2 separate regions of the Homo sapiens genome follow, and region 2 is linked to region 1. The links are chromatin contacts, found by Hi-C or POLR2A ChIA-PET in ENCODE. All regions are on one chromosome and are shown on one strand. The core of a region is the stretch at or near the end of the contact, and the rest is flanking DNA. Distances in the headings are between cores, read along the strand shown. Region 1 has its middle 70 kb from the start of DLX2-DT. Region 2 overlaps ITGA6 (integrin subunit alpha 6).

What was found. Hi-C counts contacts between places; a loop is a spot of excess contacts on that map. ChIA-PET counts read pairs that join two places held with the same protein, here RNA polymerase II (POLR2A). Pooled maps may share reads with other maps.
Region 2: a loop to region 1 is called in a map of HepG2, with 7 times the contacts of the local background. The contact joins two enhancer-like sites. A Hi-C loop is called at or near these places in 14 of 168 maps with a recorded cell type or tissue (CD4-positive, alpha-beta T cell, CD4-positive, alpha-beta memory T cell, CD8-positive, alpha-beta T cell and 8 more) and 17 of 50 pooled maps. POLR2A ChIA-PET finds 5 or more read pairs at or near these places in 4 of 52 experiments (AG04449, T-cell, naive thymus-derived CD4-positive, alpha-beta T cell and 1 more).

What each region holds. Positions count from the first base shown.
Region 1 is chr2:172,171,294-172,173,879 of GRCh38, reverse strand. No RefSeq gene overlaps it. Among named protein-coding and RNA genes, the nearest start is that of DLX2-DT, 70 kb to the right of the region's middle. Within about 2 kb of position 1,284, at least 4 of the 41 ENCODE cell types and tissues checked have a DNase peak (open chromatin) inside an H3K27ac peak, as active enhancers do.
Region 2 is chr2:172,479,260-172,481,845 of GRCh38, reverse strand. It overlaps ITGA6 (integrin subunit alpha 6), which reads right to left. Exons shown (of 26, transcript NM_000210.4): 10 at 2,107-2,205; 11 at 1,795-1,856. All of the region lies in intron 3 of PDK1-AS1 (PDK1 and ITGA6 antisense RNA 1), which reads left to right. Among named protein-coding and RNA genes, the nearest start is that of ITGA6-AS1, 15 kb to the right of the region's middle. Within about 2 kb of position 1,305, at least 7 of the 41 ENCODE cell types and tissues checked have a DNase peak (open chromatin) inside an H3K27ac peak, as active enhancers do.

The DNA of each region.
Region 1 (2,586 bases), core at 35-2,534:
TTTAAAAGTGCGATAAACCTAGTGTGAACAACGAGGGAAATGGGGAGCAGTCACTGATGAGCGTATCAATAGGTACCACCTTTGGTGGTCAATTGGCAAAATCTATAAAATTTTAAATGCAAATATTTTTCAAGGAGACAATTCCACTTCTAGGAATGTATTCTATAGACATGGTTGCACACGTACTCAAAGATATACACACAGATGTTCACTGCAGAATTGTTTGTCATAGCAAAAGACTGGAAACAACCGCCATATCCTTCCATCGTGGCCGATAGAATAATTACGGGGTGCTGGTATAACATACAGAACACCAGGCAGCCATCTAAAAGAATGCCGTACACCCACACATGCTGATGTGAGGTCATCTCCAAGATACATGATAAAGGGGGAGCTGAGGCGGCAGGGCAGATGACCCAGTTTGGGGATGGGGACGCATTTGAAAGGAGATAGCCATATACTTGTGTTCTGGAAGGAATCAAAAGAAAATATTAGCAGTGGCTGCCTGCTCTGAAAGGGGAAGAGGCTTCTGTACTGTTTGAATTTTCTACCATGTGCACTTACTATTTTTTCCATTTTTAGTTAACTAAAAAAAAAAAAGAAAGAAATAGCCATTTAAAGCAAGGTAGAGGGGAGGGAGATTCATGGTACTCTGAGCTCTGCTGTCACAAGGAAAGAGAGTCCACATCCCACCCAAGCACTGAGCAACAATGGAAAGTCAAACGCTGGAGGAGGAAGCAAGGCCAAAAAAATATTTTTTTAATAAAATAAAAAAATTTATGTAGATATAAAGAAAATGATAGCAACGCAACGATAAAGGCATTGGAGTAGCACTTTCCACCAGCATATTGCTAGTCAGAATGAGTGCAGCCCGGCGCGAGGACCACCCGTTTCCGTGACCACGACTGGACCCCTCCCCAGCCCACTATCCTTGGGGTCCGCTCGTTCGTGCCGTCCGAGCCGTCTGTGGGGGCGACCCAGGCCCGGGCGCCTAACTCCCGGCAGCGGGGCGGCAGTTCGCGCTTCCCCAAGGGTGGTGCAGGTCAGCCCCGCAGGCGGGCAAGATCCTAGCCCCGGGACGTGCTGTCGTGTGTGCAAACTTCGCTGCGGTCTGAAAGAGCTGTCGGTCGGTCGGGGCCCCGGAGGCCCCCGGCACGGCTGCAGTTGCGCCCGGGGCTGAACGCGGCGTTGGCTGCAGCGCGCTCCCAAGCCGCCCCGCCCCGGCCCACATTCCTAAGGCCACAGTGCGACCCAGCGGGCCGCGGGGAAACTGCGCCGGACCACGGCCCGCCACCGCCCGAGCCCTCACCTGCAGCCTTCCAGGAAATGTGGCCGCGGGAGCAGCTTCCCTCCTCCTTCCTAAATGGAGAGGGCTGATCTGTTTGCCAAGACAATGTCTAAACCTGACCCTTCCCTCACGCTGTAGAAGAAAATCGAAGTGCTGGAAAGTTCCGGTGGAGGGACTTGGAGGGATAAAATTCAGAATTCCAGACATCTTGTAATTTATGAAGTCAAGGAAGGTCCGTTTCTACCTGAAGAATGACTCTAATGATTTAATAAAATCTATAGACACTAGGCTTATAAGCAGGCTCGACCAAAATGCCACCTGCTTTGTGACGTTGGCCTCTGGCTAAGTGGAAATGTCCCCTGGCTCGCTGGCTTTCGCGGCCATTGTAACAGTCTCTCAGCTCTTACCACGTTCCCTGTGAATTGAATCTGCATGTCATTCCCTTTAGCAGAACCTACAAGCTCCATGAAGCAGAGATCCTATCTTCCTCATCTGTCTTAGGAATAGGCACCAAGACAGAAAGAAACCCTGCAGCAGTTAAGAACAGGAAAGAAAAAAGCAGCAAAGTCACAACAGCAACACTCACTCGCCAATTTTATTTGTCACTTAACAAGTTTATTGGGCTGGGCGCGGTGACTCACATCTAAAATCCCAGCACTTTGGGAGGCTGAGGCCGGTGGATCACCTGAAATCAGGCGTTCGAGAGCAGCCTGGCCAACATAGTGAAACCCTGTCTCTACTAAAAATACAAAAATTAGCCGGGTGTGGTGGTGCGCGCCTGTAATTCCAGCTACTCGCGAGGCTGAGGCACAGGAATCATTTGAACCCGGGAGGCGGAGGTTGCAGTGAGTCAAGATGGCACCACTGCACTCCAGCCTGGGTGACAAAGTAAGAATCTGTCTTAAAAAAAAAAAAAAGTTTATTGAACACCAAATAACCATATATTATGGTGAACCTTGATCCAGTAGACCAGCATTTTTCAATGGATGCCCTCTGCACTTCAGTTTCAGGCCATATTAATACCATATAACTTGAACATCAGGGCACCCTGAACATATGGTGAGCCCACGTGTTGCAAGAGAAAAGTTCCTCAAAAAAAAAAGTTGCGGTTTTAGGAATTCTTTTAGCCAACTTGAAAACATAAATGTTTAGGATATATATGAGTTAAATGTCAGTGTATAGGATTGGATTTATTCATTTGGTTACACATAAAAGCTTAAATCACACATGTGAAATAACACATTGATTTTGAAATAATGCTTTTTTTCTACTCTGACATGTTATGAAGCAATTTTATT
Region 2 (2,586 bases), core at 56-2,555, 310 kb before region 1:
AGTCACAGTATACATTTTCTTGTCATTAAAAGCCACACAAAGAATTGCTTTCTACACTCGACAAAATGCCGGCTGCATCAAAAAGCAAAGCAAAAGGCCACAGCTCCCCCTGTGCACGAAGTCATAATCCATCCACTCTAAGAATGCTTCGTGCAAGGTCTGCAGGTCCCATGGAGAGACCACACAGCAGGAGACGACCCCACAGAAGGGGAGACGGAGAAACCACCTGCAGACAGCTCGAAATCTGGAAAGATGAAGGCTAACTGAGCTTATGACACTGAGAATCAGGTGAAGGGGGACTTAAAAAAAATTAAAGACAGTACATTTATTTAAACTGTCCCTTTTCATAATTCACTGAACTTTATCACAGGTCAGTATCTTCATTCTGTTGTCTTAGTGGATACATTCATTAGTGTTATATAAAACTTCATATAAAGTTAAAGAAGAATTAGAGTACAGCTAAGAACAGAGCTGTGACGTGTGAGAGGATTCACCATTGCAAACCCTAGTCCTTATGTGGCTATTTTTTCCTGTTTCAAGCAACAACTTTAGGTTATTTGAATTAGGTTATATTCTGGAATATTATAAGGGACATCTTTTTAAATAAAGAAAACTACTACTTTAGATAACAGGGAGAACACTTCAGAGGACTCATTACCTCATAGTATCGTAAAGGCTGACAACCATATGAAAGGACAGAATGACCTTGTTCTTCACAAAGTGTCCCTTGGTGGCAGATACAGTACACTAGAATCCCAAACTGCCAGGACCATGGCCGGACCCGGGTTGAGAATTTCCTCATTCTTTTCACTTCCTCTTTGCAGAAAAGATTTTCTTGGAATTCCTATGCCCCTGGCCTTGACTCTGGAGCCAGGGGTCAGGTGACTCACAGCTGAAGAAGTGTGGCTGCTATTAAAACATGCCAGAGGAGAGCTTACGACGGCCACTATTGTTAAGAGTATCATTAACGGTGTCAAAATTCTTGTCAAAAATCCTGTGTTGCCCCATAAATATATACACCTACTATGTATCCACAAAAATTTAAAAAAATCTTACTTTGAATTACAAAAAAAGGAAGCAGAACAGTATCTAATAAATGACAAAGTGCTTTTCATGTCTTCTCAGTTGATCTCCAGCACAACTGTATGCACTAATGACTACTAGGCATTGTTCTGAACGGACAGGAAAGCAAACTCATATGTTAAGGGACTTGCCCTGTGGGTCAGTCAGTATCAAAGCTGAAACCAGGAGCAGAGACCAGGTCTCTGACCTCTCAGGGCCGGCTTGCAAATTCCCTAGGGGCCTGCTCTTGGGAACACAGGGCGGGTGTTCCGGGAGGGAGGGGCGTGGGGAAGAGAAGGCAGCCTGGCAGTGACTCTGTGCTGTGCTCTGGCTCCTGCCGTTGCCCTTTCACAACCACCAGCCACCACCCACCACCTCACAACCACCAGCCACCACCCACCACCTCACAACCACAAAATCAATTTTCCACACTGCTTTTCAAAGACAGAAATGGAGGAAATGGTTGTGGTAGCAAATAAGTACTTTTCCAAGCCATTCTGTCCTAAACCATCTGCTCTGGAAAACTCAAATGGCGACCAAGTGGAGTTTTTTTCCTCCCTCACGGTGCTGTGCCCTCCTGATTAAAAGGGAGACAAAACATACACTTAATTCTTTACACCAGAATTGACAGACCCATGTTGGCCACTGCAGTTTTATTTTTCTGTGATTTATGCAGAACTTTCAACCTGGCAGACAGAAAGTAGACATATTTTAAAGGTACTAGGTACTTACATATTGAAGGATTATAACCAGCGGGGTTAGCAGTATATTCAAAACAGGATTTAACCTGGAGGCTGAATAAAATCAAACACATATTTCTTAAAAGATCCATTATTGCAGTGGAAAAAACCCAACATGTTCCCTAGCTCTCCAATCCCCCCAATGCCCATTGATGATCAACATGTTATAAAAACACTTGACAGACCCTCTTCCCTTTGCCCAGCACTCCTGTCATCTTCCCTGTGGCTCCTCAGGACAATAGAGTCATCATGAAGTGGAGGTGGGAAACTGAGGGGGATCCCACCAAGACAGAGGGATGCTCACCATATCCCACTAGGCGCCCCACACGCTGTTTTCTGGCGGAGGTCAATTCTGTTAGGAGTTACTGTGATGGTTTTCTGAATATTAATCACAGGCCGGGATCTGAAGACAAAAGGAGTGAAAAACAAGCTCAGCCTCTGTTACCTTGAATGTGAGTCTAATTCACATACTAGAGAGCATCCTTAGCTGCCCAGCACAGCTTAAAAACACAGGAAAAAAAATACACGTGACGTTTTCCCCCATTGCTGAAGAAAATAACTGTTAATAGATATAAATGTATACAATGCAGAGCCTCATTATACAATATTTGTTTAAAAACGTACACACTTATGAGTACATGTGCAACATGTGGGGGTTAAAGTAAATATTTTGTCTCCATTCCCACCCGAACACCCAAGTAGCCTTGTATGTTCTTCCAGACACGTCAGTTAAAATTATCTAAAATTAAATATTAAAATATATGTATAATTTCAACTAAATGGG